Regions from separate parts of the Mus musculus genome. Here all the other regions are linked to region 3. Evidence: chromatin loops called from intact Hi-C (ENCODE). Cell type or tissue: heart. All regions are shown on one strand. Links, peaks and the distances in the headings refer to the core of each region. The heading gives the core; the rest is flanking DNA. Region 1 holds the start of Car8 (carbonic anhydrase 8). Region 2 overlaps Car8 (carbonic anhydrase 8). Region 3 has its middle 120 kb from the start of Car8.

Region 1 (10,460 bases), core at 1,592-9,591, 120 kb before region 3:
CACTGTTGGTGTGGACAGTACATCCACTATGAAAGTCAGTATGCATACTCCTTGAAAAAAAAATCTAAAAATAGAACTATCATTTGATGCAGCTATACAAGCTCTGGGTACACAGCAGAAGGACTCAAAGCCAGCACACCACAGCCATACTTGTACCTACAAGGTTATTACTGCCCCCCCCTCCCTTTTCACAACACCGAGGAGATGAACCGGACTCAATGCCTACCAACAAATAATGGATAGGGAAAATGTACATGTACACAATGGACTTTTTATGGAATTTTAGTCAGGTATAAGGAAGAATGAAATTATGACAACTATAGTAAAATGGACATATAAACCAGACCCAGAAAGATAAACATTTTGTCTTATGTGAGGAGTGTGTGTGTGTGTGTGTGTGTGTGTGTGTGTGTGTGCGCATGGGCACACACACATATGGGACATGAAGTAGGATATCAGAGAGAGGGAGAGGCTTGAAGGCTAGGAGCGGGAGGCGACAAAGGAGCCTAAGGGAAGATGTGTGGCATGGATGCAGAAGGGAAGATATTTGTGAGGTGGAAGAGGACCACCAAAGGGACGAGGGGGAAGGGAAGGGGGAGGGGGAGGAGAGAGCAGAGGAGCTAATTGCATAAAGTAACATGAAATGCACTCATGATATTGTAACAGGGAAATTGTAACTTCCTTAGGACAGAAGTGTGTTTTCTTCCTTTGGGGTCTTCCACTTTCATTGCTGCTGAAGATCCAGAATGAAGATCTGCCTAGAGAGCATTTGCCACAGACAAGCCAGCTCTACTGTCAAGGTACTCCAAGAAGATAAGGAGCATGCAGTGTGAGAGGGTGACAGTTAGACATGATCACTCCAGGACCCAACCTCATCAATGCACTTTAGCAAGTCTTGATAGGGCAGACAAAGGACAAGGAAGATTGACTGGGAGGACAAGAGTATTGATAATCTCTGAGATGGGACCCTACTTTCTCTGTTCCTGTGATATCTAGTGGAGCTTGCCCCTTCCAGGGACCCATGCTTATATCAATCGGTACTTTGTGATAAGATCCGAGTGTTAAGAGAATGTTCTGCTGATCTGGTTTGACATCAGGTATGCAAACACTAAGTGTGAGCAAATGAAGACAAAGTCTCAAATACCATAGTAACTTAAGAGAGACCCAGAGTCAGGAGATACTTCTGTTCCTAATGTGAAGCATGGATATGTTTAGATTCTGATATTGGGTTTGGGTGTGCTTGTTCTATTTTGTCAATTAAAGAATTGGCCTATATCTTTGATCTGTGTTTAGATTTTCTGATGACAGAATTTTATAATAACTAGAGCTAATAATGCAATCTTTGGTGGCAATATAGCAGGGGATCTGTGGAGAGGTCTTAAGGTGTTAATAATTAGCAGCATACGAAGCACACAGTCTCAAAGCAATTAAGGATGGTAATTGAATATTTGGTTGCAGAGCAAAACGGCTCATGTCTATGTAGCTGGAGTTACTGTTTGCTTGCTTATAGGAGTTATATTATACAAATAAGCTTGAAAGTCCAGAACAAAATGATATGAGCCAAACCAATGCTTGTCTTACAGGAAGCCATATTTTTGAGTAGCAATGCCTTCTTGCTATATGTGACGCTGTTGGCTGCAAACCTCAAGAGTAACAATTCAATTTTTCAGCCTGTCTATAATAAATATGGCACACCATTTACTCATGAAAAATTTAATTGTCAGGGATAGTCTGATGTCATTTGATTTGGTAAACACTTCCATGTTCATGTACTTTAAATGCAGTCAGAGGTCAGACAAAAATGGCCACAATATCACATGTATGCTCGTTTAAGGGCATAGGGGAATATTAATGTTGAATTCAGAATGACCCAGGTATCTTTTTATAGAGATTCTCTCCAGCCTTTGCATGGACTTCGTCAGCAATGACAGATCAAGAATCGATAAATGGGACCTCATAAAATTGCAAAGCTTCTGCAAAGCAAAAGACACCGTCAATAAGACAAAAAGGCCACCAACAGATTGGGAAAGGATCTTTACCTATCCCAAATCGGATAGGGGACTAATATCCAATATATATAAAGAACTCAAGAAGGTGGAGTCCAGAAAATCAAATAACCCCATTAAAAATGGGGCTCAGAGCTGAACAAAGAATTCTCACCTGAGGAATATCGAATGGCAGAGAAACACCTGAAAAAATGTTCAACATCCTTAATCATCAGGGAAATGCAAATCAAAACAACCCTGAGATTCCACCTCACACCAGTCAGAATGGCTAAGATCAAAAACTCAGGTGACAGCAGATGTTGGCAAGGATGTGGAGAAAGGGGAACACTCCTCCATTGTTGGTGGGATTGCAAGCTTGTACAACCATTCTGGAAATCAGTCTGGCGGTTCCTCAGAAAATTGGACATAGTACTACCGGAGGATCCTGCAATACCTCTCCTGGGCATATATCCAGAAGATGTCCCAACCGGTAAGAAGAACACATGCTCCACTATGTTCATAGCAGCCTTGTTTATAATAGCCAGAAGCTGGAAAGAACCCAGATGCCCCTCAACAGAGGAATGGATACAGAAAATGTGGTACATTTACACAATGGAGTACTACTCAGCTATTAAAAAATGAATTTATGAAATTCCTAGGCAAATGGATGGACCTGGAGGGTATCATCCTGAGTGAAGTAACCCAATCACAAAGGAACTCGCACAATATGTACTCACTGATAAGTGGATAATAGCCCAGAAACTTACGATACCCAAGATATAAGATACAACTTGCCAAACGCATGAAATTCAAGAAGAACGAAGACCAAAGTGTGGACACTTTACCCTTTCTTAGAAATGGGAACAAAACACCCATAGAAGGAGTTACAGAGACAAAATTTGGAGCTGTGACGAAAGGATGGACCATCTAGTGACTGCCATATGCAGGGATCCATCCCATAATCAGCTTCCAAATGCTGACACCATTGCATACACTAGCAAGATTTCGCTGAAAGGACCCAGTTATAGCTCTCTCTTGTGAGACTATGCCGGGGCCTAGCAAACACAGAAGTGGATGATCACAGTCAGCTATTGGATGGGTCACACGGCCCCTAATGGAGGAGCTAGAGAAATTACCCAAGGAGCTAAAGGGAACTGCAACCCTATAGGTGGAACAACAATATGAACTAACCAGTACCTGGGAGCTCTTGTCTTTAGCTGCATATGTATCAAAAGATGGCCTAGTCGGCCATCACTGGAAAGAGAGGCCCATTGGACTTGCAAACTTTATATGCCCCAGTATAGGGGAACGCCAGGGCCAAAAAGGGGGAGTGGGTGGGTAGGGGATTGGGGGGTGGGTATGGGGGACCTTTGGGATAGCATTGAAAATGTAAATGAGGAAAGTACCTAATTAAAAAAAAAAAAAAACAACAACATACACACACACCCTGAAACCCACAGGCCATGTGGGTGCTGCAGCTGTCCAGGAGGTTTTTTGTTTGTTTGTTTGTTTTTGTTTTTTGTTTTTCTTCAGACAGTGGAGGAGTAGGTCAACTGATGTTTTTCTCCTTAGCCTCCATCCACTTCCTGAAGACGTGATACGATATTTATTTTTTAAGTTAAGGCCCCAACAGGCAGTAAAGGATAGCAACCCGGCACCTTAAAATTTCCCAGCTAATCAATCACCCCCGCCCTGTTTGAGGAACTCGATGCATCCATTAATCTCACAGACACTGTGGAGTGTGCATGGGCTATGTAAAAGGCAAAGCATACTGCAGGCCTGAGTACTAACTTACTATGCAAATATATCTGCTATCGTGGAGGAAAGGAGCTTAGGGGTTACTGAACAGGGCTGGAACACCAGGATGAAGCATTAGCCTGAGGTTGGGACACACGCTTCAGGGGTAACGACTTGACCTCTTTGGATCGGGGAAAGTTCCTGTTTGTTTCGTAATGTGTGTGCATTTCATTATTTGCGCGACTTCACGAGGCGCTTGGGAGCGGTGTCCACAGCAAGGTGAGCCTGCAGCAGCACCCCAGACTTAGAAAGTGGAACCAAACACCCCATTTCATTGTCTTTGAAATATATTTAGTAAAAATTTCTCAAACTATACCTATGTCTAGTTGCTAAATTATTTTTCGTGAAATGTTTGTTGGACTTATTTTGGGAAAAATAAAATCCATATTCATTTTCCCTGTGTTTTAAGGACGGATTAAAAAGTAAAACTCGCTCAGATAAGCTGCCACCACCACGCTTGGCCCCATGGTGGTGGTGCATTCTTGCAAGCCCAGTGTTTGCAAAGTGGAGCGAGCCCTGTGCAGTTCAAGGTCATCCGCTTCTCCACTGGGAGGAGTTTGAAGCCAACCTGGTCTCCTTGAGACCCAGTCTCACAAAACCAAACCCCAACAAAATTGACCGGTAAACGATGGCCAATAAACCATTCGACCAGGGAGTCTTGTTGGGTTCCCGGTCTCAATCCCGTTCCCAAAGCAAGGCAACTCCATTGGGAAAATTGTTTGGAGCAAGGGGAGCACGGGAGACAGGGCGGATTTTGGAGTCTCCAGGCTTTTGAAAGGGTATTAGGACTTGGGTGCAGCAGGCTTCCCGTGTTGCTGCAGCCCCAGTTTGATTTTCGCAGGCTTGCCTGTCCCGATTGTGGGGTGAGAGGGGGTGTAGGTGGGAGTGTAGGGCGGGGGGCGTGTCCTCGAGTCAGACACGCCCCCACCGACCTTAAAACGCGCAAGCCTGCGCCGGACCGCTGCCTCTCGCGCTCGCGGGGACTGCCACGCTCAGTGCGGTCCCCAGCCCCGCGCCTGCCGCTCCCGCACCCGTGTCGCAGAGCTGCCCATGGCTGACCTGAGCTTCATTGAGGATGCAGTCGCCTTCCCCGAGAAGGAGGAAGACGAGGAAGAGGAGGAGGAGGAGGGCGTGGAGTGGGGTTACGAGGAAGGTAGGCTCGTGGGGCCGCTGTCGCGGCTGCTACGCCCCACGCGGTCCCCCACTTGCCCCTCCGTGGCTGCCTGAGTGCTGTTCGCACCTGCTGCACCCAGGCAGCCACATCTCCCAGCCTGGAGCAGACGTGCAACCGAGTTGCTTTCTAGTCTTGGGAAGTATAACCAAACGCACTTCAGAAAAACCGTCCCGAATTGCAGGCTGGATCTTGGGGACTTTAAAAAGAGTTTTCTAAATCTGTCTTCGCAGATCCAGGGCTTCGAATAGTCATTAGTGCCCGCCCATGTTTCCTGTATACACGGAGAAAAGAGCAAAAGAACTAATATGTATGGGACACTGTATTTGCATTTTAAACAAGTGGCGCTCATTAGCGTTACAGGTTTTCTGTTGTCTCTGAGCATGTGGGGCTTTGAGGAAATTTCCCAGTACTGCACATAATTGAACTGATGAGCAGAAGAAATTTCTGAGGTATCTTTTTTCTAGTCACTTCAAGATGGCATAAGTTTCTTAGATCCCTACATCAAAGCGTCTGTATGCACAGACAGTAGAGGATTTTGTGTGTGATATTTAACAACAGATCACTCACGTAATGAATGTAAAAACCCACACACATTTCTTATATTTCATCTACATACAGATGATAGTCACAGCTATAATGTTAAGGATTATGAGATTTTTGTGTTATATTTTACTGTCATTAACCTTAAAAAAATCCAACCTAGTCTCATTTTGTCTTCAGGTGTTGAGTGGGGCTTAGTGTTTCCTGATGCTAATGGGGAGTACCAGTCACCTATCAACCTAAACTCCAGAGAAGCCAGGTATGACCCCTCACTGCTGGATGTCCGCCTGTCTCCAAATTATGTGGTGTGCCGGGACTGTGAAGTCACCAACGATGGACACACCATTCAAGTCATCCTGAAGTCAAAATCAGGTAATTTGGAACACATGTTTCTGCACTTTTATAAGCAAGCTCTGATTTAACTTGTATGGTTTTAAAGGCGACACCAACACAGTTTCTATTTTCATGGTCCTTATAAGTTGCATTTTTCTGGGAATTATTTTCTAATAGAGTTCTCAGGGGCTAAGAGGGTGAAGTGATGATTATCTCAGCTGGCTGTTCTTCCAAAACTGTGCCTGGAGCTGCCTCTTGCTCAAACAAACATTTACTGAGCTATGAAGGAAGGAGTGCACACACAGGCTTGCGGAATTGGGTCTTTCTGCTGTGCGTTTTGTTCTAAGTTACTGATTAGCTGAAATCATTTAATTATAATGTCTTTTGAAAATAGTTTGTGAGACCAAAGATTGGGATGTATTGATATCACCTGTGTTCAAACTTTTCAAATTAAAGTTCCCTTCTCTATCAATGACAAGAATAACTTTAATGTTGAATGCAGTCCGATATTTAAGTGGCAACTCAGTGCTTGCTTTTGGTTATTGTTAACTCACTCACTCTTCTTGAACCTTGCCGAAATGAATCTGAAATGTTTTGTGGAAAATGCAATTTCTGGGAGAATTGCTTTCCAGCTTAAATGTAGGAGAGACAAAAACAGATTTAAAAAACATTAGCACTAAGATTGTGTTTTTCATGGGGAATAATGACTATTTTTCCTCCTGGAAGGAATGTAACATTAGTGTGTTGAGTGTTGATGTGTTTTACAAACAGACTGTGCTTACATTAATTCCAAATTGATCAGCTAGGTATTTCAAACCATGAAACCATTAGGTCTGTCATTAGGCAAAGAAGATATTTATTCCTCATCTTGTTTCACAGTTTCAATTCGAAATCCACCAGGCAGAGCCTGTATTCTTTGCAGTTATTGGTAGTTTAATTGAGGTGGGGACAGCTCCTGAAAACAGTGTGTATTTTATATGGAGCTAGTAAACACACACACACACTCACACACATTCACACACACACTTACATTCACACACACACTTACATTCACACACACTCACACACATTCACACACACATTCACACACACTCACACACACACAAACACACTCACAAACATTCACACATTCACACACTTACATTCACACTCACACACACTCACTCACAAACACATACTCACACACACACATTCACACACACACTCACACAGTGAACTTAGATTTGAGCTTAAATCAGAATGCTTTGGAGATGTTTATCTCTGGTCATTACATATTCTATACTTCTGTATACTTTATATATTCCTGGCCCCTCCCCTCCTCTGACCTCCACTCCCGAGCAGAAGGAACTGCTGCCTGTAGTTTTGTCCTGACTTGCAAGGCTGGATCCAGACTTCATTCTCTACTTCTTTCTGGACCTTCCTCCCTCAGGGGCCCAGTCCTCTCCTGTCACTACAGTGATTTCTCCCTTTTAATGTGTCAAGAAACGTCCTGCGCACGGCGGTGCACACCTTTTAATCCAGCACTGCAGAGGAAGAGGAAGGTGGGGTCTCTCGACTTCCAGGTTAACCTGATCTACATAGGGAGTTTCAGCCATGGCTACACAGTAAGAGCTTATCTAAAAAAAAAAAAAAAAAAAAGAAGAAGAAGGCAAGTGACTGGAAAAAAAAAATCTCTTAATTAGTTTATTACAGCTTCTCTAAGGAATTGTCTTTAAACTCTGAACACTATTATTTATTTATTTAATGAAGCTTCTTTTCTTTATCAAAATGGACTACAGATATAATTTGAATAGTTGGCTATGTCTACATTTTCTCTACATCTAACTACAGCCTGTCTTGCTGTAGACTTCGGTTTTCCTATAGGAACTTCCGGTTTTCCTATAGGAACAACTACTTTGAACCTTTAAAAACTTTACTTTTTCTGGTTTTTTTTTTTTTGAGGTTATAATATAATTCCATCATTTCCCCATCCCTTTCTTTCCTAACTTTTGTGTATTACCCCTTCTTGCTATCTTTCAAACCCATGGCCATTTTCATTAATATATATATATATCTTAGTCAGGGTTTCTATTCCTGCACAAACATCATGACCAAGAAGCAATTTGGGGAGGAAAGGGTTTATTCAGCTTACATTTCCACATTGCTGTTTATCACCAAGGAAGTCAGGACTGGAACTCAAGCAGGTCAGGGAGCAGGAGCTGATGCAGAGGCCATGAAGGGATGTTCTTTACTGGCTTGCTTTCCCTGGCTTGCTCAGCCTGCTCTCTTATAGAACCAAGACTACCAGCCCAGAGATGGTCCCACCCACAAGGGGCCTTTCCCCCTTGATCACTAATTGGGAAAATGCCTTACAGTTGGATCTCATGGAGGCATTTCCTCAACTGAAGCTCCCTTTTCTGTGATAACCCCAGCTGTGTCAAGTTGACACAAAACTAGCCAGTACAATATATGTGTGTGTGTGTGTGTGTGTGTGTGTGTGTGTATGTATGTATGTGTGTGTGTATGTGTGTGTGTGTGTATGTGTGTGTGTGTGTGTATGTATGTATGTATGTGTGTGTGTATGTATATATATGTGTGTGTGTGTGTGTATGTATGTGTGTGTGTGTGTATGTGTGTGTGTGTGTATGTGTGTGTGTGTATGTGTGTCTGTATGTGTGTGTGTCTGTGTGTGTGTGTATGTATGTATGTATGTGTGTGTGTGTCTGTGTGTGTGTGTGTGTGTGTGTGTGTAAAACCTGCTCAGTCTGTATAATGTTACCGACATGTTTGTTTTCAGGGCTGAACTTTTTAAAGTTGTTTCCATTGTCATTACCTCTGTATTTCTTAATAACAGGCTTATGCCATTTGCTCTGATATTTAAGAGTTCTTCAGTCTCCGTGCTGTGGAAGGGGAGGTGTGTCTTATTACTCTTTCCTGTCCTGGTTTTGTCCCACATCATTAAAGTATATTGTTATTAAAAGTAATACTCAAAGCATAATTGCTATGACCTTGCACCTGCCATTTCTGCCCGAGGCTCTATTGGGTTTCCTTTATGGAACAATGTTTTCCTTTGGAGTTACTGTATTCTTGTTTATATCTTTTTAACGTTGCCTAAGAGGAACTCCCTTCCAACTCTGACAGATGATAGATCCTGTCTCAGGACATTCAACAGCAGTGAGTCCTCCCTTCTCCCTTGTCCTTTCTCTGGCCCCTGGGAGCTGCCCCTGCGTCTCTGGACTGCCACCGAAACACACAGACTTTTTGAGTTTGCTCTCAATTTTCAGTTTCTAAAATCTGGTGCAGATGATTTGATTTTCTTTTGAATTTCACCCTTCAGTGTCTTATGAAAATGAGACCCTTCTTCATCGTTTTCTGTTGCCTTCCTCCTGTTTGCATATTTTGGGTTCCTTCTTTCTCAGTTCCGTTCTGTCCTTTCCTCTTAGGAGGTTCTCCTCAAACACCCAGTGATGCGGCTCTCTGCTCCGACTTAAGATGAGTCTAGATGAGTCTCAAAAGCTCAGTTCAGGAAGGCAGAGGCTGAGGTCTGGTCACATGGTCAGTAGTGGAGTCTGGCGGTGACATGGTGTGCTAGAGATAGCTTTGGAGGGGGCTCAGTGTCCTCAGAACTTACCTGCTTGCTGTTTCTGCTTTTTAGGGACACTGGGTAGGTAGCAAGGGAGGGCTGGCCCACGTCGTGTGGCTGTTTGCATTCTGGTTGTTGTCAACAGCCACGAGAGTGTCACCATACTGTAGTTCCTATCCTCTGCTCATCTGTTAGGCCGTGTAGCGGCAGCTGTTTGGCTATGGAGAACGGAGTTCCGAGAGAACCGCTCTTTTTAGGGACTTTCATTTCTTGTTTGAAGTTTTCCACTTTATGCCTCCACCTTCATCCAGGCATACACAATGCCCTTCCGTTCCAAGTCTGTCCTTCTGTCTCTTTCCATTTGGCTGTTATGACAAAATGCACATTTCCCTCTTGGGTAGTGAGGCCTGAGCAGACATGGAAGCAGTTCCCGTCTAACTGGGGGTGTTTCCTGGTGACAGTGTGACAGCTTTAAATTGTTTTTATTTATTTGTTGTGATCTTATTTATTTATTTATTTAGTGTGTTTTGTTTTTGAGATAGGAGCTGTGTAAGTTATCCAGGCTGGTGTAAAAACCACTGTGTAGCTGGAGATGGTTTTGAGTTTCAACAACTTCCTGCCTCTACCCTCAATAGCTGGAACCATAAACATGACCTACAGTGCCCCACTCACGTGCTTTTAAAAATGTACTTTGTAATTATTATTTTAGTTATTAGTATGTATATATGGGTTGTGTGTGCACGTGCACACATTCGAGAACATGTGTGTGAGTGTGTGTGCACGCGCACATGCGAGGCAGCATGTGTGTGCATGTTGAGGGTTCATGCAGGAGGGCGGGGGGTTCAGAGGGTAATTTTATGATTCTGTGCCTCCTTCCACCTTTACACGGAGGTTTTGGGATCAAATTCAAGTTGTCAGGCTTCAAAGAAAGTGCTTTTACATCCTGAGCCATTTTGCTGGCCCATAGGTTATCTTTTTATAAAAGTAAAAAAAAAAAAAAAAAAAGAAAAGAAAAATTCCGCCGGGCGTGGTGGCGCATGCCTTTAATCCCAGCACTCAGGAGACAGAG
Region 2 (10,460 bases), core at 811-8,810, 66 kb before region 3:
TGTCTAGGGATATTTTCATGGACTGACCATTTATCATGAATTGCCTAGTCAATGTTCCCTGGCTTCTTAAGTCCTGTTGTTATTTCTCACACACTGAGTCAAGCCAGGCGTCCATGTATTTTTCAGGATAAACACACTGGCTCACGCTGGTGTAACAGGCCCCAAGGGAAGGGTTGAAAATCACCAAGACTCTACCTTAAATATGGCATGACCCAAGCCTTCAGGTATAGGAGAACATCTTACTAGGGGTGGAGGTGGGTTACTCCAGGGGCTCAGAGGCCATCTTCTGGAAGGCAACCAAAGGGCTCCCCCTGAAGTCAGGATGGAGTCCAGGAAGTAAGGATGAGACATCCTCTGACAACTTTTGCAATGGCATCTGTTTTAGTAAAAATTTTTCTGAAGGGCAATAGGCACCAGTTGCATATTCACACCAGACATTACAAATGAAATTTAAATTAAAAAACAAACAGCCATAGACTCAGAGCAGGTGTATTTTACTGGATATAGTCTATCTCACTCCAATGAGAAGAGCGGTCAACTCACTAATACTGGGAGCTGGTAAAATCATAAGAAAAGACTTAAGTGCAGAGATCTTTAGTTCTCATAATTTTTATTCAAAATTTTAATAAATTTTATACTAACATGGAGTGAATTATCTTTTTCTTTTTCAGGGAAAATCCAAAACAATTCCATGCTTTAATCCTAACACTTTATTACCAGGTAAGCGTTTATTGGATGGCCTTGATTGGACTTTGACTGTGTGTGTAAGCTCCCTGTTCTCCTTGAGTGTTCATGAGCATCTATTATTAGCTAACAAGATTTCTTTGGAATTTCTGTTCGCTATACCAGGTGCAGTTTCAGATCACTGTTGATAAGGCAGGAAAGCTTTTGAATGTTAGGAAATCCTTGCCTCTGCTTCCTTATTCGAGAAAGAACTTTCTCAGTGACATCATTTATAAAATGTAAAGTGGCCACCTCAGAGTAAAGAACCAGCAAACCTCAAATAGCTAATAACACTTCCAAGACAATCAGATTATTCTAGAATGAAATAAACTTTATATCTACTTGTATAAGATTACTTACTTACAGCATCAGTATTTAAGTGTTGTAACTGTAGTCATGCACAGGTAATAATTATATATAAACATCCTGAAGATACCTTGGAGTTATAGTTTTGGTCTCCACATTTCTCTGCTTAAATTATGTGCTGTTCTAAACCAACCATGTTGATACATTGTATCTTCTCTCTACACTTAGCTTAGCTCTTCTATCACAAAGTAGTTTCCCTCACATATTGAACACTTCCCTTGGTGTATATTCAATCACCAGTTCTCTCAGGCAGTGCTAAGGAGTGGCTTGTTTTCTTGTATCACAGTAGGATTTTAGTAACGTGCTGTTGAAAATAAAATGTAGAGGTCACTAGAACGGAATGTTTAAAAGCACTGCCGTTGCTTAGGTTCAAATCTTCTGCTGGTTAGTAGCTGTGTGATCTTGGATAAATTGCTAACATTTTATAACTTAGTTTTCCCATATAAAATGGGGCTAATGTGTCTCATTTGTTTGTTGAGAAGAGTCAATGAATTGTTGTATACCACCCCAAAGAACACTGGACAACACATAGTTAAATAGAAATCAGCTGTGAATCAGCTATTATAAAAAAAATGGGCAATAGTTTCCTAACTGTATTAAGACATATGATAGATATGTGTAATGAGCCATTGATAGAAATCGTTGTAAATATAAAGTGAATTATTCAGGTTTTTCATTGATTATTGTGATTTCACAAGTGGTAGTGTAAGAATTTGTATATGAGCTCTAACTTACAAATAGCATCCACCTGAGAAATGTTACATGAACTGACTGCCATTTTGAAAATTGCTGCTGGATTCTTAAGTCCATCAACTTGCCCCTTCATAACATGCCTGCGTGTTTTCACAGACCCTCTTCTGCGGGATTACTGGGTCTATGAAGGATCTCTTACTATCCCACCTTGCAGCGAAGGAGTTACCTGGATATTATTCCGATACCCTTTAACTATATCCCAGATGCAGGTGAGTATGCACCTTTCGATCCTTCAGAGGGAAGTTATGAGGTTAAATATCCTATCTATAAAGGGAAAACGCTCTAGTTCCTGTTGTTAGATCATCAGCTTTCGGATGAAAGTTAAATGCTGCGAGCCTGGGAAATTGATAGAAAGGTCAAAGGTGAATGAAAGCCAGTGCTCTTTTATGATCTGTATTCTAAAAGTTAGTGTTTGTGGAGGAAACAAAAGTCACTGTGAAACAGGCAAACTTGAGGTGAGTCTAGCCGTTACTTTATGTGAGTTTTTCCAGGTATGGGAAAGGAAAGTTCTGCAGCTACCGTGGGACTGCTGATTATTTCACAGGCATGTAATCGTTCTTTCTTGCCACGCAAACTACTGTGGTGTATGAGGGTATGTGAGAGAGTCAGAAAGAAAGCCCTGGAAAAGTTCTGGATTGTTCCCTGGGTTTATTCACTCTTGCTGTCCTTGGGTTCCATACAGATTCTCTAAATGCTAGTGAAAGCCTTCTGTGGGGACTCACATCCACAGGGATGCTAAGGTGGTAAAATCATTTGAGTCCAGGAGTTTAAGACTAGGCTAGCTATTGTAGCAAGATGTATTTGGAAGGAGGAGGAGGAGGAGGAGGAGGAAGAGGAGGAGGAGGAGGAGGAGGAGGAAGAGGAGGAGGAGGAAGAGGAAGAGGAAGAGAAGGAAGAAGAGGAGGAAGAGGAAGAAGTATGAATGCTAACTTTGTGAGTCGAGACAGCCTAGGAAATTTTGGCTGGATGTTAGCTGGGAAAGAGTGAGCCAGAACCTCTATTATGTGCTGATGGTTTTGAAGGGGCAGAGGATAGAGCTCTTGCTGAGTATGTGTGGTCCTGGCTGTGACTGACAGTACCACTCATATAGAAAAAAAAATGACATGATTACAGTACAGTACAGAGATGTTTGCAAGGTTTCTGTCTTTCCAGATCTAGAGGTCTTATTCTCTAAAGCTGTATTTTTCCCTTCTTGACACACCTCAAATGCTTAAGAAATAGTTAGAACCAAGTTTTCTTCAGGAAAGTCTTAAGATTTTTTTAAAATACCTTATCATTTCTTGAAGTTAAGAAGCTCAAGTTAACTAAATTATAGATTAATTCCTCTGCTAGTATTATTTTCACTTATTATGTTTTTGAATATTATTTTTATTTGTTGAGATTATATTACATAATTTCCTTCCTCCAAAGCCTCCCATGTAGCCCTCTGCCCCCAGCTCTTTCAAGTGTATGGCTTCTTTTTCATAAATTGTTGCAGATGTGTATGTAAATACATATGTATTCATAAATGCATAGATATACCCTGCTTATTCTGTATAACGTTATTTTATGCACATTTTCAGGGCTGACCATTTGATATTGCATAATCAATTGGTGTGTTCTTTACTGGGGAAGACTGTTTCTTGCACACTCAGCATTCTTTAAAATCTCATACTTAGCATTTTCAATCCTATGTTAGATTGTCTAGGGAGCAGTTTAAAGTCCCCATTCATCCTCTTCTGGATACCTCTCATGGGTTTTGAACTTTTACCACATTCCCTTCAGCTTTTATTTTCCGTAGAACAATCCCAACTCCGTTCTTCTTCCTCATCTATTAGTTCTTAAAAGAAACTATGTCTCGGTGTGAACTGGGCATAGGGGACAAAAGATTGAAATACAACCTTCACTTTCAAAAGTATTGCTCTCACTTCCAAAGGAAAGTGACTATACGGGCTACAGTTGTGGTAATGTGTTCACAGTGGTTCCAACTGGATGGACTGAGGAATGACTTCAGAAAAGTAGAGGTTTGTGTGGAGGAAGTGTGGAAATTATAAAATTCACTTTAACTATTGAAAATAGAGCCTTGGGATAATGGTGTCTTATTCTGAGATTTAATAGTAACAGTATCTTCCATAATAGATAAACCTCCAGCGTTGTTGACCTAGAGTAAGTAACTCTTTTTTTTTTTTTAAGATTTATTTATTTATTATATGTAAGTACACTGTAGCTGTCTTCAGACACTCCAGAAGACGGAGTCAGATCTCGTTAGGGATGGTTGTGAGCCACCATGTGGTTGCTGGGATTTGAACTCCGGACCTTCGGAAGAGCAGTCGGGTGCTCTTACCCACTGAGCCATCTCACCAGCCCCCAAGTAACTCTTTTATATGAGTTTGTTTCCCCTCAGTGATCTGTCTGGAATCACATGGAGGATCTAGCGGCTCTGGGTTTGTGAAAGGCGAGCTCCATTGTGAACATTCTCGGGTGTGGCATAGACTCGATACAGTTTTTCACTGTTATGTTCAACAGTATACTCTAAGACAGAGGCAAATCCATTGTTAGTGGCTCTCTCTGGTGTCAAAGGGAACCTGTGTTTGTGTTATCTGTTTGAGTAAGATCGGATATGAAGTCTGACCCTCATTCACCAAGTCACACCTGGGGATAAACTGTGTTGGGAGAAGCCAACCCCATGTGCGTTTGGAGGAAATGTCTCCTCTTCCTTTGAGAATAGCTGCCTTCCCAGTCACACTACTCTGTCAGGAAATGGGCTTATTTTTAGCACAGAGCACTGTGGCATCTCTTGAGAGGGAAGCAGTGTAAGTATAGACGCACATGCATACAACATGTGTTTATGGCTATGAAGATGCATGTCAGAGTGATTTTCTGTCTTTGCCTCGAAGGTTTCACTAGATGCTTCTCACAGAGATCCATAGAAGGTAAAGTTTAAAAAAAAAATTGAAGACGTCCAGAGAGGGCAGTAAAAATTAGAAGTTCAAAGAAAGAGGGTATGACCAAGAAAAATCAAGATTTGTGCATCATTAAAGGAGAGAGGGAGGAAGGGGAGACAGGGACAGAGGAAAAAGAGAGAAAGATATGGGTCCATAAAGCACCCCTAAGAGGGTAACAGGCAGAGTCTCAAGGTGGGAAGCTGCATCCTGCCTCACGTGGTCTGTTTAGCCTCACAGAAGCAGTTGGTGCCTTGGAATGCCTCATCTTCACTAGCAACCCTGAAAAAGTGCCCTAAATAATTCCACTTCCTGCTAAGTCCACAGCAACTCACGGTGAAAGAGGGTGGGCTTCTGCTGCAGTGTGGGTAGCTCTATCCTCGGTGCTGAGGACTCCAGACATGACCGGATACACGACCCATAGCCTCTGTGGAGGTGACTTTCTTATGATTCCAGGCTAGTGTGCTGTATATTGGACAGAAAAAGATGCTTGGGTGGATTTGAATGAAAGTAATTTTCTTTTTATGTTCTCAGAACCATTTAATCACTTTAAGATAAGAGGGCTCTAATTATTAGAAATCAAGGAACAACAGCAAAAAACCATTTTTATCTAAATTGTTGAATTTAGAGTCTTAGAATGAAATTTCCAAAACAGAAGACAAATACCAAACATCGTCAAATATGACAGAAATTTTAAAATGCTTTTTATTTTGTGGTCATTAAAAGGGAGACAGAACTGCCTAGCATTGTTAGAATATGACGGTGGAACAGTGGTTATATAGCAAGAGATGCAAACACATATCAAGAGAAGTGTGTTGGTTGTTACTATGCATGGACATGCATGGAAAGAATTCAGCAGATTTGGCATGTCAGATGTACTTTTAATCTATGTCCATGGCTCTGGTAGTTTGAATGAGAGTGGCCCCCACAGGTTCGTGTGTTTAAAAACTTTGGCCTCGTTGGAAGCGGTACATCACTGGGGACAGTCTTTAAGTGTGCAAATCCACCACCATTCCTAGTTAGCTCTATTCGCCCCCTACTTTACGGACCACGATATAAGTGCTGAGCTGTTGCTCCAGTGTCAGCTCATGTCACACTGCTTCCCACTGTCACCATGGTGATCATGGGCTCCAACCCTCAGGAACTGTGAGCCCCGAACTAAAAGCTTTCTAATTTACTTTGGACATGGTGTTTTGTCAGCAATAGAAAAGTAACTAAGACAGAAATTGGTACCAGAGAGTGGGCTATTGCTGTGACAGGCTTAACTATGTTATTTTTTGGAGGAATGGAAGATATTGGGACCTTGGCCTGGGAAAGTGGTTAAATGCTGTAAATGGGGCTTAATGGGCCATCATAGTAGGAGTTTAGAAGACAATACTGCTGAGAGCAATGTGGCTGCCCTTTGTGACCTAAGAATTTGTTTGAAGCTAAATTGAAGGAAAAAAGGAAATCCCACATCTATGGGTTTAATGGGTCCCTTCCAAAATGCTGGTGTTAGCAATGTGATAGTACTAAAAGCTGGGGTCTGTCATGAAGGCTTCTTTTTTGTTTATGGGATCGAGATGTAAGAAGAGTGTTGGACTGATTTTGTTGGTAGAGAAGATTTTAAGACAAGCTAATATTTACTCTCAAAATATTGATTCTGTTGAGTAGTTATTACTAATAACTCTTATGCAGATCAATGAAAAGGGGCAATCAGGACAAATAGAAATAAAAAAACATACAGTTTGTGGAGAAAAAGAATACTAGGAAATTTTATGTTGGAATCAAGGCTTATGCTGAAGGAGATAAGGAGGGTCCAGATGCGAATGGAATAAAGAGTGATGTCTTCAGGGCAAAACTCCACACAGCCAGTGCTGCAACTTGTGGGGGGGAAAAGGCCCAAAGAATATTCTCCACCTGAAAAGCAAATATATAAACAGAGGGAGCCAGGCTTCATCCCAAGCAATGTGGTGCCCCCAGTCATGTGGTTCTGATTTTGGATCATGAAGGAAAGGGGGAATAAAATGGTTGTGGAATCTTCCTCCTCGGTTAAGGAAAGCCGCTAAGCCCCGCTTTGTTAGCAGAAGTGTCCCTGCATGGTAGCTCTAAGAATTCACTGTGTGAAGCTATGAGAGTGAAGCCTGGATTGAATTGCAGACCCAAGGATGTCTGCCTGGGAGAGCATTCAGCAAAGTAAGAAGGATGGAACCATCTTTGATATCAGAGATGGAGTTACAGAATTTAGCATTTGCCCTACTGGGTTTCAGTGCCATATTTCCTCACTCTGCCTTCACTCCTTCCTTTTGGAATGGTAGTTATGTTTTGTGCCATTATACTATGGTGTATTCTATTTGTTTTTTGATTTAATTTTATAGTGGGTTATAATTAAAATTGCCTTGAGGCTCAGATGAGACTTTGGATTTTTAAAGTATGTTAAGACTGTAAAAAATGAGAGGGACTTCTGAAGTTGGACTATATGCAGCACTTTGCATTGATATAGCTAGGAACTTGTGGAGTAGAATGTGGTTTGTATGAGCCCCCCCCCCATCCCCTGCTCATATATTTAAATATTTGGTGTCCCATTGGTGAAACATTTTGGAAATGGATTAAGAGGTGGGATCTTGTTGGAGACTGTGTCACTGGGGATGGGCTTTGAGGTTCCACGAGCCAACACCATTTCCAGTTAGCTCTCTGTGCTTGATGGTTGTGTCTCAGGATGTAAGCTTTCAGATCCTGCTCTAGCACTAAGCCTGCTTGCCTGCTGCCATACTCTCAGCCGTGATGATGATGGTCTGACTCTCTGGAAGGGTGAGCCCCAAATTAAATGCTTACTTCTATAAAGTGCCTTCACCATTGTGCTTTGTCACAGCAATGGAAAAGTAAGACCAAGGCTACGGTGTTGATGAGTCCTTGGAGAAAAGACTTTGCATTTCATTTTCTTGCTTGTTTCTTCTTCCACTTTTTGCTGTGAGAAGATGCTGCCATGAGCCTGCCCCTTGCTCTTATAATTTCCAACTTCCAGAGCTGTGAGAAACATATTATTTTTACATCACCCACCAGCTTTAGGTATTCCATGACCAGAGCATAAAATAGACTTAGGTACTTGTAGGTCTCAGACCTGAGTGTGCACCCACATCCTCAGGAGGTCTCTGGGCTCCACCTGAGATGCTAACCAAGTAGGAGTGGTATAGCAGCTGACAGTCCTCACTGTCATTCTTGAGAGTCACTTCAAGTACTGTTTTGTTACCCTGTCCTGCACTTATCCCAACCATGTATTAGATTTGTATTCTAATTCCAAACATTGAAGTTCAGAAGATAAGTGTGAAGGGGATGGGTAGCCCTAGACCCTGCCCAGTGGAAACATAGCCATGTATGCACACATGTAAAGACAAAAAAAAAGCCAGTAGAATTTATCAAAATCATGGGTTTAACCAAATATACATGGACCGCAACAGATAGTCAGTAGAAAGGTATTGGTGGGAAGGTTCTGAGGAATTTCATGCGTAGCCTCTGGTCCTCTGGAAGTGTTATGTACTTACATGGACTGCTTTTAGGCACTTGCGGCACCTTCTGTGACACTTTGTATGATCATGCTTCTGTCTTGTGTGATGAGAGCACTTCTGTGGTAGATGTAGCTTAGTGACCTCTGTTTCTGGAGGAAGTCAGCTGGGCTGAAGCTGCTGTGGGCTATAGATGGGAATAAGAGGGACATTGACATCAGAGTGCTTGGGAAGACGATGTTCTTTCTCTTCTCTGATTCTTCTCATGGAAACATGTCTAGGTTACGAAGTCTGTACAGAGTCACTCAGAGTTGAGAAGTTAGACGCCTCCTGAGTGCTGGGAGGATAGTCATAAGTCATATGCGACTCTGACCTTACACTATTTCATTGAAATATGATTCACATAGGAAGTTGTGCATACTTGGCATAAGGATCCATAAGAATACATAAAATTTGATAGGTCTTGGACTAAGGACATACCCGTGAAACCATTGGCACTATCAAGACTATCAACATGCTCATCATCTTTATCTTAGTTATGTTTCTATTGCTGTGAAGACTCTACAGCCACAGCAAATTATAGAAGAGAGAGTCTATTCAGGCCTTACAGTCTCTGAGTATGAGTGTATGACCATCATGTCTGGGAGCACTGAAGAAGGCAGGCATGGCAATGGAAACATAGCTGGAAGCATATGTTCTTATCTGTAAGTAGGAGGAATACAGAGAAAGAGCTAACTGAGAATGGCATAGCCATCTGAAATTTCAAAACCTTGCCTCCAGTGACACACCTCTAACAAGGGCACACCTCCTAATCCTTCCCAAATACTTCCACCAACTGGGAACCAAGTGTTCAAATATGCAAACCTATTTGGGTCTTTCTCATTCAAACCATCTCATCTCTCAATGAACTCTCCCATACATTGGTCATGGTGTCTTCCAGCAATAGAAAAGAAACCAAGATAACCCTTCAACATTTCTTCTTATGACCTTTTTTTAGTATCATGCATTCTTGATGGGAGCAGTTAATTAAAGATGTAACCCCTTGATACTTTTAAGTGCACAGCACAATATGGTTAGCAGTTTTCCACAGAGGGCAATGATTGAGGCTAGCATTTGGCCAGAACTCCTCTCAAGAAGTTGTTTTCATATAATGTGCACCAGACTGAGGTCCAGGGCTTGAAGGCTGTGCCTTCGGCTTAGGAAAAGAAAGTATAAAATTAATCAAGTTTTAAAATAAGCTTCAAAGTCAGTGAAAAATGACACAGTTCCTATAATGTGCTTAGGTCACGGCTTGTTACTGACCCTCCCTATGGCTTGTGAACTTTGGCATAGACTCTTCATACAGTTTAAAGTGAATGCTGAGAGGCAAGATTTAAACTTTCCCAATGAACTGATTTACTATCAATTTTAGCTAATGATTTATCTCCAGAATGCTGAAGGTTTGGTGTATAAAGAAGCTACAGTGCGGATGGCTGGTTAGTAATTAGTATAAGTGGTTTGCTGCTGGAGCTATGCTAAGTGTCTGTGCAAGGACTCTTTCTTCCTTCTACTGTGTATGTCACCCCTGTGAATGTTGCCATCATTGTCATCTCTGTTGCACAGGGGAAATTGGAGAATAAAGAGGTGATGTCATTTGGTCATGTGGGGCCCAGGTAGCAGAGCCAAGAGAGAATGACGGGCATTTGGCTACAAGCCCACACCTTCACCACTCTATTCTTTTGGAAATAGCATAGGATTCTGTGCTGTCCAGAGTTTTTCTGTTTTCACCCTTGGGGGTGGGGGGTAAACATTAAGGAAAAAGCAAAAGCAAATACTGAGGGGATTCTCATGCAGCCACACTTCTAGAGAGTTTTCAGTTGCTGTCTGTAAGCATTGGGTACTGCTTAGGACCCTGGGAAGGACCAGTAAAGAAGGCGGGTTTAGTAGTTGCTTATGTGCTTGATGGGCACTGAGATGCAAGAACAGCATGTAGGCATAGTGAACATGCAGATCACCATGACAACTCCAGCTGGGTCAGACTTTCCTCCCAAAACTCAGTCTCTATCTGCAGATGTGGAAGAAGAAAACATTACAAGTCATCTTTGTAACCAGGTTGCTAATCTAACCCATCATTCAATTTATCTCAGTTCTGTGTTCCAGCCTATATGGGAGTGAACTTCATTAGGTATGGGACATAGGGGAAGGCACACATGTAGTTTTGCAATCATTTAGAAAC
Region 3 (10,460 bases), core at 1,747-9,746:
CCCGATTTCTCTCTGTCCCTGGGAGAGTTTTAAAATCTATTTCTCTATTTTTTCCTTTCCTTTCTTGCTTGTAAGAGGCAGCTTGTCAAACCAAGATTAAAATCCAAAATTTTCTAACAGTTTCTGGCAAGCATCTAAAACTTTTAATTTATTTAATCTGAGGGCAAATTTTTGAGAAAACACACAATCTCTATACACTAAATGTCTCAAATAGCCTAAAAGTTTACCATGTTAAATCTTTTTTGAAGCCATTATCAGTCCACACTTAGTTAAATATTTTATAGCCATCTGTAAAAACGCTCTCTATTTTCTGCGACCAACAAAAACACCATTGACAAAATGAATTATATATGTTTTAGGAAATGATTTCTTAACTTTCAATAAAACCTAATCTATGAATTTTTTGACCTTTACAAAGTCTCTTTAAAACCCATTTTTATTTACTCTAAACGTGTTATTGCAAATCTCTAGCAAGGGCCTCAGCGGAAGCATGCCTGGGCCCAACACACAACTTCTTACCCCAGAGAGTTCTGTCAAGGTAAGCTGAACTGACTCAAGGTGAAGCTGTCTAGCGTCTGAAAGCAGGGTAAAATTTTCAAATAAGGCTATGCCCTCATAAAAGGGCAGGGAAGCAGAAAAGCACATCCAACAATCTTCAGATTCTGACGCGTTATCTCTTTGTGTCTTATGCAACAAGGCTAAAGCAGAAGCATTCAATATAGACCACAGTAAATCAGTGGAAGAGGGGAGCCTCCCCGCAGGGAGAGTGGGCTGAAACAGGGTCGTAGCACACCCTGGGGCAGGAACAGGGGGGCGGGTACCTGGAAGTCCTATGGATCCTTTATGATTGTTAGGGATGGTTTTAAAGGTCAGGCCATTGTCATAGTTATCTTGATACAATCTTAGGCCCCAGGTGAGAGGGCAAGAACTTTCTCAAGCCTCTAAGTTTCTCCTCTTAGCAGTAAATTTTATGATCAGTGGATTACACCATTCCTTAGTGGGCTGTTAAGGGCCAGGCTGCAGGCCAATGTGTTGAGGAAATTACTGTCGCATCTGCCCTGGTATCTAGGAGCCCTTGAAACTGTTTGTCCTCTAGAAACAAAGTCGGCATGGGCCATGAATCAGTTATTTTCTGTGCCCAGTAGACTTCTGAGGATCCCAGGGAGGAAGGTCCTCGCTCCTCTTTCATATAAGGGAAATGGCCGAATAGTGGGAGTGGTAAGGCTTGGGCTATGTGCTCTCTAGCCCTAAGGGTAAGTGGTTCCTGCGTGGCGGTGACTAAGATTTTTATTTCCCCATGGTAGTCGGTGTCAACCACTGTAGGAGTCACCATTAGGCCTTGCAAAAGTCTGGACACTCGGCCGGTGATGAGAAAAAACGTCTTTTGGGGAGGGGGCCCAAATTCACCTGTGTTAACTGCTGTTAATTGAGGCATATAATAATCAGGGGTGCCCCAGGCGGCATCTGCACCCAATGTGAGGACACAGATGTCTACTTCTAACTTGGGCCAATGGGGCTCGGCACCAATCTTGGAGCTGGAGTTAGAGCAGCCCCAATGGCCAGGTTAATAGACTTAGAAACTTGTTGAGAAAACACATCTACCTCATTACAAAGCTTGATCATACCATTTATATCTAAACTTTTGGTTTTACCTCTCAGGGCAGCCCTACATGCTGAATTGGCGTTTTCAAGAGCAAGTTGTCGAACTAACAGACCCTCACTTTTCTCAGGTCCCAAAATTTTTTCAGCTGCTTCCTGCAATCTGGCAATGAACTGCGCATAGGACTCTTGGGGCCCTTGTATAATCTTGGTTAGGGGCATAGTTAGCGCCCCTGTAGCAGGGACAGCGCGCCAAGCTCTCAGGGCCGCTTGTGCCGTCTGGGCGAGGACAACAGGGGAGAGCCCTAATTGTTTTATGTCTGCAGCGAAATTGCCTTAACCACAGATTTTGTCAGCAGTTCAGGAGGCTGTCTTCCACAAACTCTGACTTTCAAGTTAAATATTAGCCTCTAGTGAGGACAGACTGAATAACTTTATTCCATTTATTGGGTATCAAGTAGCCTTCTGCTAAACCTTCTAATAGAGATACTGTGCGCCGGCAGCTTAGTTTTGCTTTTGTGAGATGGCGATTGGGAGCTTTCTAAAAAATCTTCAGTAAGGGCTAGGAGGCGAGCACCTTTTCCGCCCTTTTCTGCCTGCTCAAGGAGATCTCTGATGATTCCCCAATAACTAAAAAAGGACTCATGGACATCTTCTCCTTGTTTTATTAAACTATTAATTTCTTTGCCTACTTTATTCTAAGTTTTAGAACCATTTAATACCAGCCATGGACATTTCTTGTCCACAAAACAAAAATATATTATTAAATTCCCCCTTTTTTTTAAAACTCTTATCCCTCTCTCCTTAAGAGAACCCTTTATCTCTTCACTAAATGCCCCATGGTTAATGGGACAACAACTGAATGCCTAGGCTTACCTCCCGACGTCTGTACTCGACACTCGAGTGAAGTGTCGGTGGACTGTCCCACTGTTTCTCTGTCTGCGCGGTACCTCTTTAATCCTTAATCCGTTGTCCGGAGGGCAGTCGTACCTCGTGCTCCACGTCGGGCGCCACTTGACCCGTCCAGCAGGTCCAGTTATTCGAGGATCTCGAGGGGACCTCCTCCTAAGAACCAAATGGGGGGTAGAGAGAGACGAGGGTCTTGTACGAATAACGACACGGAAACCGTTCTGAAGTTGTATCAAGACCCCAATGTATTGAGAAAGGTCCAAGGTTTAAATGCACAAGCAAAGGGGGAAGTACAGATACTTATCAGTGGGAGGGGTAGGGCAATACAAGCAAGAGGGGAAGTGATTATCAGTGGGAGGGGTAGGGCAATACAAGCAAAAGGAGAAGTACTTATGGGAAGGGGGGCAATATAAATTCTTTCTTTTGGCAGCTACACTGGGAAGCAGGAACTTGGTGGTATCAGGGTGTGGTCAGGACATCGGTGATGACCCAGGGCTGGAACATCCCGTGGTTCTTGGAATCCATGTGTTGGTGGCCCGCTTTTGACCCCCTTTTCTTCTCAGGGGGAGAGGCCCAATTCAGAGATCAGGACAATAGCGTTGCCTTAATGGCTCCCAACAGTATACCACCATATCTGCCTTTTATGTAAGTACTGGAGATCTGAACTGTGATCCTTATACAGCAAGCATTTTACCCACTGAGCTGCCTCCCCAGCTCCTGGAACCAGACCTGCCGATTCTAAGCCTCGGTCTGAGCCCAGCCCGCTGTGTGTGGTTCTTGACATTGTACTTAAGCACCATAGGGCTCAGTTTCTTCATCTATAGATTCAAAACATAAACACCTAGCTGTCCATTAAAATTATCAGTCAAAAGGCTATCTGAGTTGATGTTTGCTGTTTTTACTGCACTGCTTACAAGTACATCTAAACACACCAGGGAAGCCTTGTACATTCACTTGTAGTTGGTAGTTTGCAGTGGATTCAACAACTGTGTATTAAAACTGATTATAGGTCCAGGCATTGTGCTACGTAAAGGTAACTATCACACTAAAGGACAAGTTTCAGTACACAGCGTATGAGAACAAAGCTTTCCTTATTCAAGGAATAGCAAAAATGAGCACCTGGGAAGAAGGCATACAGTCGAGATGCCCTGAGTCTCACACATGGCATTCATGAATTCTGATTTTATAAACTACCACCACCACCACCACCACCACCACCACCACCACCACCACCACCACCACCACTACTACTGCCCCACTGCCACCACCACATCCCCCAAGGCAGCAGCATCCCCTAACAAGTTTCTCACCAGTAATTTCTTTCTTCTCTTATACTAGGCACCAAGAGAAGCCATATCCCTTGGGGAGAATCAATCTAGAGTAAGTGTGGATATGAACATTATAGCAAAAGAGGATGAAATAGTTCCTGAATGGTGAGTTGAGTTGAACTGAGAAGCACATGCAGTTTGTAATGTTATTCTGTACTGTTGAGGCAGTTTAAAAACTTATCTGCACATGATTCTTCTACTAGTAGAGCAAGTCATTTAAAAGCACAATTTCTCTCATTTTCAGTCTTTTAAAGACACAAATGGAGGCAGCTGTACTCTCATTGGTTAGGGGATCTTTTGTTTGTTTGTTTGTTTTTTGAGACAGGGTTTCTCTGTGAAGCCCTGGCTGTCCTGGAACTCACTCTGTAGACCAGGCTGGCCTCGAACTCAGAAATCTGCCTGCCTCTGCCTCCCGAGTGCTGGGATTAAAGGCGTGCGTCACTACTCCCGGCTGGGTAGGGGATCTTAATAAAGACTTTCTTTCCTCTGGTAGGGCAACTGTGGGAAGAAACTCAACTCCTTTATGTAATGAATTACAGTTCTTCTGAGGCGAAGGGGCTGAAAGTCTTAACCAAGTTTGCTAGTTCATGGGCGACCCTTTGAAGTTCATTATTTGGAAGGGCATCAGCAAAGCAAAATACCATGTAGACAGGACCTGGCGATTGGTGGCCCCTGATGAATCTTAACCTGAGATGGTCACAGAGTCAGATTGGTGTGACATTTTCAAGTCTGAGGATGGAATCCTGTCAGAGTCTGTGATCCCCCTCCCCGTTTCAAATGTCTATTCTACCTGTGAGTCACTCTAACGATCGATCCTGGAAGTAAGGACACTGAGGGGTGTATTGACTCCTTCTGAACTAAACTTAGAATGCTTCGAAACTTCAGGGAGAGGGACTCCCTTGGAGATTGTTTTTGTTTGTTTGTTTGTTTGCTTCGAGACAGGGTTTCACTGTGTAACCCTGGCTGTCCTGGAACTCACTCACTCTGTAGACCAGGCTGGCCTCAAACTCAGAAATCTGCCTGCCTCTGCTTCCCAAGTACTGGAATTAAAGGCGTGCACCACCACTGCCCAGCTCCCTTTAAGATTCTTAGACTTCTACAATTAAGGAAATGAGATGACACATCATTTAAAAAGGAGAGAGAGAGTATGTGTGTGTTGTGTAGCTATTTTTGACCTTTGATCTGGTAAAGGAATTCATACTTATTATTTATATGTAAGAAACTTTTTATAATGAAAAATAAGCCAGTTTTCCCTCACAAAGGAAGTGTCACAGTCACTTTGGCAAGGGAACATCCATGACACTCATAGTGTCCTTCTTTGTATGAGTATCAGGACTTGCTGGGCTTACCAAATGCCAGCACTTGTTGCTTTTGATTTCAATAGAGAGGCAGCATTTGGGCCTCATGTGTGGTCTCTAGTGCCCACATCTTTGAGGCATCACTTAGGACCAGCTGAGTGACACCACGTTTCTCCCTCCCCCATCTACACTGAGAAATTAGATCTTTTCATGTTAGCAGAGCCCCAGGCAACCTTCTGAGTCAACTGTCCTCTGCTTCTGCATTCCTCCTCACAGAAACTTGCACAGAATGCAGACTTGAGGCAGTTTTGCATTTTGTTTTTTTGAGACAAGACCCTCCACACACACACACACTCTCTCTCCTTGTCTGACCTTGGGTGTCCGGAAGCTCACTAGGTTGACCTGCTGGCTTCAAGGTAACTGTGGTATGCTTGCATCTGCCTCCCGAGTCTTTTAATGGACTTCTCTGAGGACTCTTTCTTCTCTTCCTCAGTTGTGCTGGTGCCTTACCTCCCTCCCTACCACCCCACACCTGGGCTTCCTCAGTCTCTGGCCTGTAGACCTCATGATGTCCTCTGTGGTGACCTCTTTCTCTCCAGTAACAGCAGCATTCGCTTCAGTATACTAAGGTAAATGTTATTTTCTACATGGATATGACTGGAATATCCCCTCACACCATAACAAACTTTCTACACAATACCATTATTGTTTAGTCAGTTAATTTTCAGTTTTAAGTTAATAATCATTAGTAGCACTTATTGTCTCAAAAGGAAGTAGAAAGAATTTTGTTCTCAAGAGACACTTACTTAGATAAGAAAGAGGACAAAGGTTGTGACTCTCAGTGAACTGCAGCTATCTGGACTTCTGGGGCTCATCTCATGTCAACACTTGTTGCTTTGGATTCCATAGACTGCTTCCTTCACCTTCATGTGGGCAGAAATGTCTTTACAGGTCAGAGGAAGATTTCCAGCAGCTTTTCAGTCACCAGCTATACTAACAACTTTACTAACAAGTAACACTAACAAGCTTCTCACAGATTTCCTCTAGTGTTTACACTCTAGCAGGAGAGTGGACAGATGAAGCAGACGATATCTTGGTGCATATGAACGTAGGCTGCTGGATCAAAATGTGAAGTACTGCTTTATCTAGATTTTAGACAGTGTTTCCCCTGCTTTTGAAACACTCAACAATGACTCAATGACCCAACTGCACAGTGGGGAAATGGGCGGGGTTCCTTTGCTGCCACACACTGAGTACAGAACTAAATGGCAAGGGGACTTAATGGTCCCTTGGGAATTTAAAGTCTCATTTCCTTACTCAGGAGAAGTCCCTCTTTGGACAGGATGCTGCTCAGTGGGAGGTTATCTACAATATAAGCATTGCCTAACAATAGTCCCTTCAATTCTTTCCTCTGGCATTCAGAATAAATCACACCCTATTGGACAATATTGCCTTATTATGAAACAATACATGTATTGTCTTGGTTTTAGAGATGCAGAGATTTCTGAAGAGCAGCTCCAATGGTGGGGCTCTATAAGTGACGGGAGGTATTATTGCTCACCAAGATATTTTTTACAATCACAATGAAACGGAAAACAGGATAAAGTTGGGTCTGCATGATGTCTGAGGTCAGAAAAGCTTATGATGGTCTTACCTAATGCTCATCATATACATTGCTGTTGTCTTTAACATGTGCATAGTGCTACATGAATTGAAGTTTTAGTAAGCAGATTTGTGTCACCCAGTGCAGGGTTTGTTGGCCAATAGAAAGGCTATAGAGATGGTGGATATAGATGAGATCCAGAAGGCTACTCATATTACATACTCTTCTATTGCTGTATACTAAATGTTACCGTTAATGTTCCTACATCTCCTTGGAAGGGAAGGGCACAGATGCAATGTTGTCATCAATATATTTAGTAATGTTTATTGATCTGTGACTGTGTTTCTGTCACTGTATTGATGCCAAAGAAACCCCTGTTCTGGAGGGAGATGCCTCAGTCAATCAAGTACCTGCAGTGCAAGCTTAAGGACCTGTTTTGGATGTGCAAAACTCACATAAAAACCAAGAGCACATGCATGTAATTCCAGTACTGGAAAGGCAGAAGGATCTGGGGGCGAGGTGGGTTACTGGAAAGCCAGTCTAGCCCAGTTTGTAAGCTTCAGTTTCAGCGAGAGATCCTCTCTCAAAAAGTAAGGTAGAGAGCATTTGAGAAGAACATTCATATCAACTTTGGGCTCCACAGGCAGAAACACACGGGCACATACTTCCCATCCACACACCCATTCACAAACACACTCACAAAAACCCATTCCTTCTTCTAAGCACACTCCATTAGAATCCAGATTCTTAAAGTCATGTGAATAGAGTAGACTTCTTGTTCAAAAAAGTGAATGGACAGTTTGAGGTGTGGAAGGTCTTTTGAAGGAAGTGGTCTAGAACTTGAAAGCTAAAGAAGGGAGATATAGTTAAAAAGGTGAGGTGGAAAGATCCCAACCTGAGAATATCAAGGGGAAAGACGTGGCAAGAATCTGGCAGCCCGCCACTGAGGATGAACGAACTTTGTTAGCTGAATTCAAGCATGTACAGGAAGACTACGGAAAAGTTAGGGAACAAGGCAGGACTAGGCACTTTGAAATCTGAACTATTAAACCCTACATCTATTGACACAGATAAGGGATCAATTTTATAATTTAATAATGGAGCAGTTGAATAGCAGCCACTGTAACCGGCAATTGGAGACTATCAGCAGAATAAGACACAGTCATAGATCCCAAAGAGTAGCACCAAGGTCTACGATAGATGTGACCACAGTAGATATTATCTGGACATGGGGTCTGCACTCTATTTATAGTGAGCTGGGATGATGAAACCCAGTGTTGGGAAGTCTTGTCTCAGGCATGTAGGCAGATGGAGGGAGTGCCCAGGCCACTGGGCACAGCAGGTGCCTGTTCCACCTCCACCTTGGAGCTGGCACCTCAGTCTGATAAGTAGCTTGCATAGTGAGTAGATACAGCAAGACACGGGAGTGCACAGGACCTCAGCTTACTTTGCATTGAGCGGTATCTGCTGATTTTTAATATTAATCCTCCTGGTTGACCTGCTTGGGGAGCAGTTAAACTCCACAAATGGGGAAGAGCTGCATTTTCCACCCTGGCAGTCCTCACAGCAGACTGTTCCTCTATACATGGTACTGTCTGATTTTATTACCAGACACAAACTCCTGTCACAACTAATTGCAAACTTACAGTTTGAGAATGTAAAACAACATTTGTCTGTTGACCTGGGTACAAATACCTCCCACTCCTCATCTTTTCTTAGGAACCATTGCTGAATCCATGCTTTTATGGTAAGAATATTTTTATATGAGAAATACCAGGGATTTCATAGCCTTTAAGGCTATCTCAAAGCCACCCCACCCCTCATTTCCCTTGTAGTCTCCAGGCAACAGGACCACTGCGGGTCAAACACTGGGTTGGGAATGTCTTCTTGATGAAAAGTGCTTATCTTGCGGCTTACCTTGTTTCTAGTTTCTCAACGTGTTTCACAGATGGACAGGGTCAGTTGTAACACACTCAGAGCCTTCTTGGTGCCCCTTAGCTTCCCACAGCCAGGCAGGCCCCCACTTTTGCCTGGCCTCCATCATGGGGTTAGGGAGATAGCTCTCTGTTTACCTGGCCTCCCATCATGCAGTTAGGGAGATAGCTCTCTGTGTAAAGAACTTTCCTTTCAAACACACGTTGCTGAGTTTGATTCCCCAAACCCTCTAGAACAGTGGTTCTAACCTTCCTATTGCTGTGACCTCTGACCCTTTAGCACAGTTCCACATGTTGTGGTGACTCCGCCCCCCCCCGCCATAAAATTATTCTCATTGCTACTTCATAACTATAATTTTACTACCGTTATAAATATCTGAAATACAGGATATCTGATAGGCGACTGCTGTGAAAGTGTTGTTCCATTCCCACAGGGGTCACAACCTCACAACTGGTAGGCTTAGAACTGCTGCATTGGAGCAAGCTGGGTTTGGGTGCACTGGGAAGGTACAGACAGCCTGTGTCTCACTGGTCAGCCATCTTTGCCTAAACAATGAGCCTCAGGCCCAACAGAGAGGCCCTTTCTTAAAACTCAAGGTGGATAGCACCTGAAGAATGACGCTTGCAATCGACCATTGGTCTCGTCATGAATGCACACACATAAATATACAAGCACGCACACACACACGCACATGCACATGAGTGGGTGAATAAGTAACTGGGATTCTGCTTCTTTGTTAGACATAGGAGAAAAGTGTGCCCAGTTTGTTGGGTCCACATATTTCAGCAGGTTTTCTCCAGCTTGTCCAGACACAAGAGCAATACTGTCATTTTGCTTTTTCTTTGAAGCTACCTTTTTTTTTTTTTTTAAGAAAAAAAAAAGCAAGGAAGAATGAATGAATGAAAAGCAGAACCTCAAGTTGCTTTTTTAATTAGCAGAGTCTTTCTTTTCACAAGAAAGGTTGGAACAAGAGGGCTGCCTGAAAGCTTTCACCCTCCATGCTGGAGAGACAACCCGTGCCTGATGCTACCTTTCCAGAACATCTTTCTCAGATATTCTAAAGCGACTAAATGGACAAAGCGTCTTAAAAGGACAGCCTACTGTGCTTCGTAATCCAAGTGCGGCCGCGCGGTCAGAGCTGCGGAAATCAGAAAGGCTCTTCCGGCTTTGTGCAGATCATCATTAGAGCGTTTAAAAATCCCGGAGTGTGTTCTTTCTATGTGAAGTGCTCCCATTAATGCTAATGAAAGCCACACATTTACCTCAAAGCCATAAACGATGCCTCAATCTTCCCCCAGGAATCCTAGATGATAAAGAAAGATCTGGCCTCATTTCGCTTTTGTAGTGAGGCAGGATAGGATCATGGAGCCAGGGCAGAGTCTCAGACGGCTTGAATATAAACGTTCCATTGGCTGGACTTAGGGAAAATCCTACTGTCAGAGTATACACACATATAGTATGTGCTTCATGCTTTTCTGATTTGTCTTTTTTTCCTCCACTCTGAAAGTAAAGAAAAAAAAAAAAAAAGAAAAACACAACAAAAAAACAGTTTTTACTTTAAAAGTTCAAATGGATTTAAAGTTTGTGTTTGTTTCCATGAGCACCACCCACTCATTTACTCACTAACTCAAAACTAGTTTTCACAGGCTGGGACTTGAAGTTAGGAGATAACGCAGGACACATCAAAGGCTCAGACAGAAAAATCATCTGTTCCACGTCTTTATAGGAGGGGCATGCTCATGTTCCTGTTGTGGCCCAATGCTTCTGAAGTTGTTGGCTTGAGTGCAT

What was found. A loop is a pair of places that touch in the nucleus more often than their neighbours do. Peaks named below come from ENCODE experiments on the same cell type or tissue, not always from the same donor. Only the 100,000 strongest peaks of a DNase experiment are listed, where the experiment ranks them.
Region 1: it touches region 3 in a loop (2.1-fold over the local background); 2 of 42 quality-filtered maps call a loop at or near these places.
Region 2: it touches region 3 in a loop (2.7-fold over the local background); 3 of 42 quality-filtered maps call a loop at or near these places.

Annotation. Positions count from the first base shown.
Region 1 is chr4:8,233,327-8,243,786 of GRCm38, reverse strand. Car8 (carbonic anhydrase 8) reads left to right here and starts at 4,746. Exons shown (of 9, transcript NM_007592.3): 1 at 4,746-4,935; 2 at 5,677-5,868. The coding sequence starts at 4,833. In heart, for the core only: no CTCF peak of the experiment used is centred there; a DNase peak (open chromatin) is centred at 4,796; H3K4me3 peaks cover 1,362 bases; H3K27ac peaks cover 1,015 bases.
Region 2 is chr4:8,174,844-8,185,303 of GRCm38, reverse strand. Car8 (carbonic anhydrase 8) reads left to right here. Exons shown (of 9, transcript NM_007592.3): 6 at 672-720; 7 at 1,939-2,051. Among named protein-coding and RNA genes, the nearest start is that of Car8, 59 kb to the left of the region's middle. In heart, for the core only: no CTCF peak of the experiment used is centred there; a DNase peak (open chromatin) is centred at 4,533.
Region 3 is chr4:8,109,703-8,120,162 of GRCm38, reverse strand. No RefSeq gene overlaps it. Among named protein-coding and RNA genes, the nearest start is that of Car8, 120 kb to the left of the region's middle. In heart, for the core only: no CTCF peak of the experiment used is centred there; a DNase peak (open chromatin) is centred at 6,372.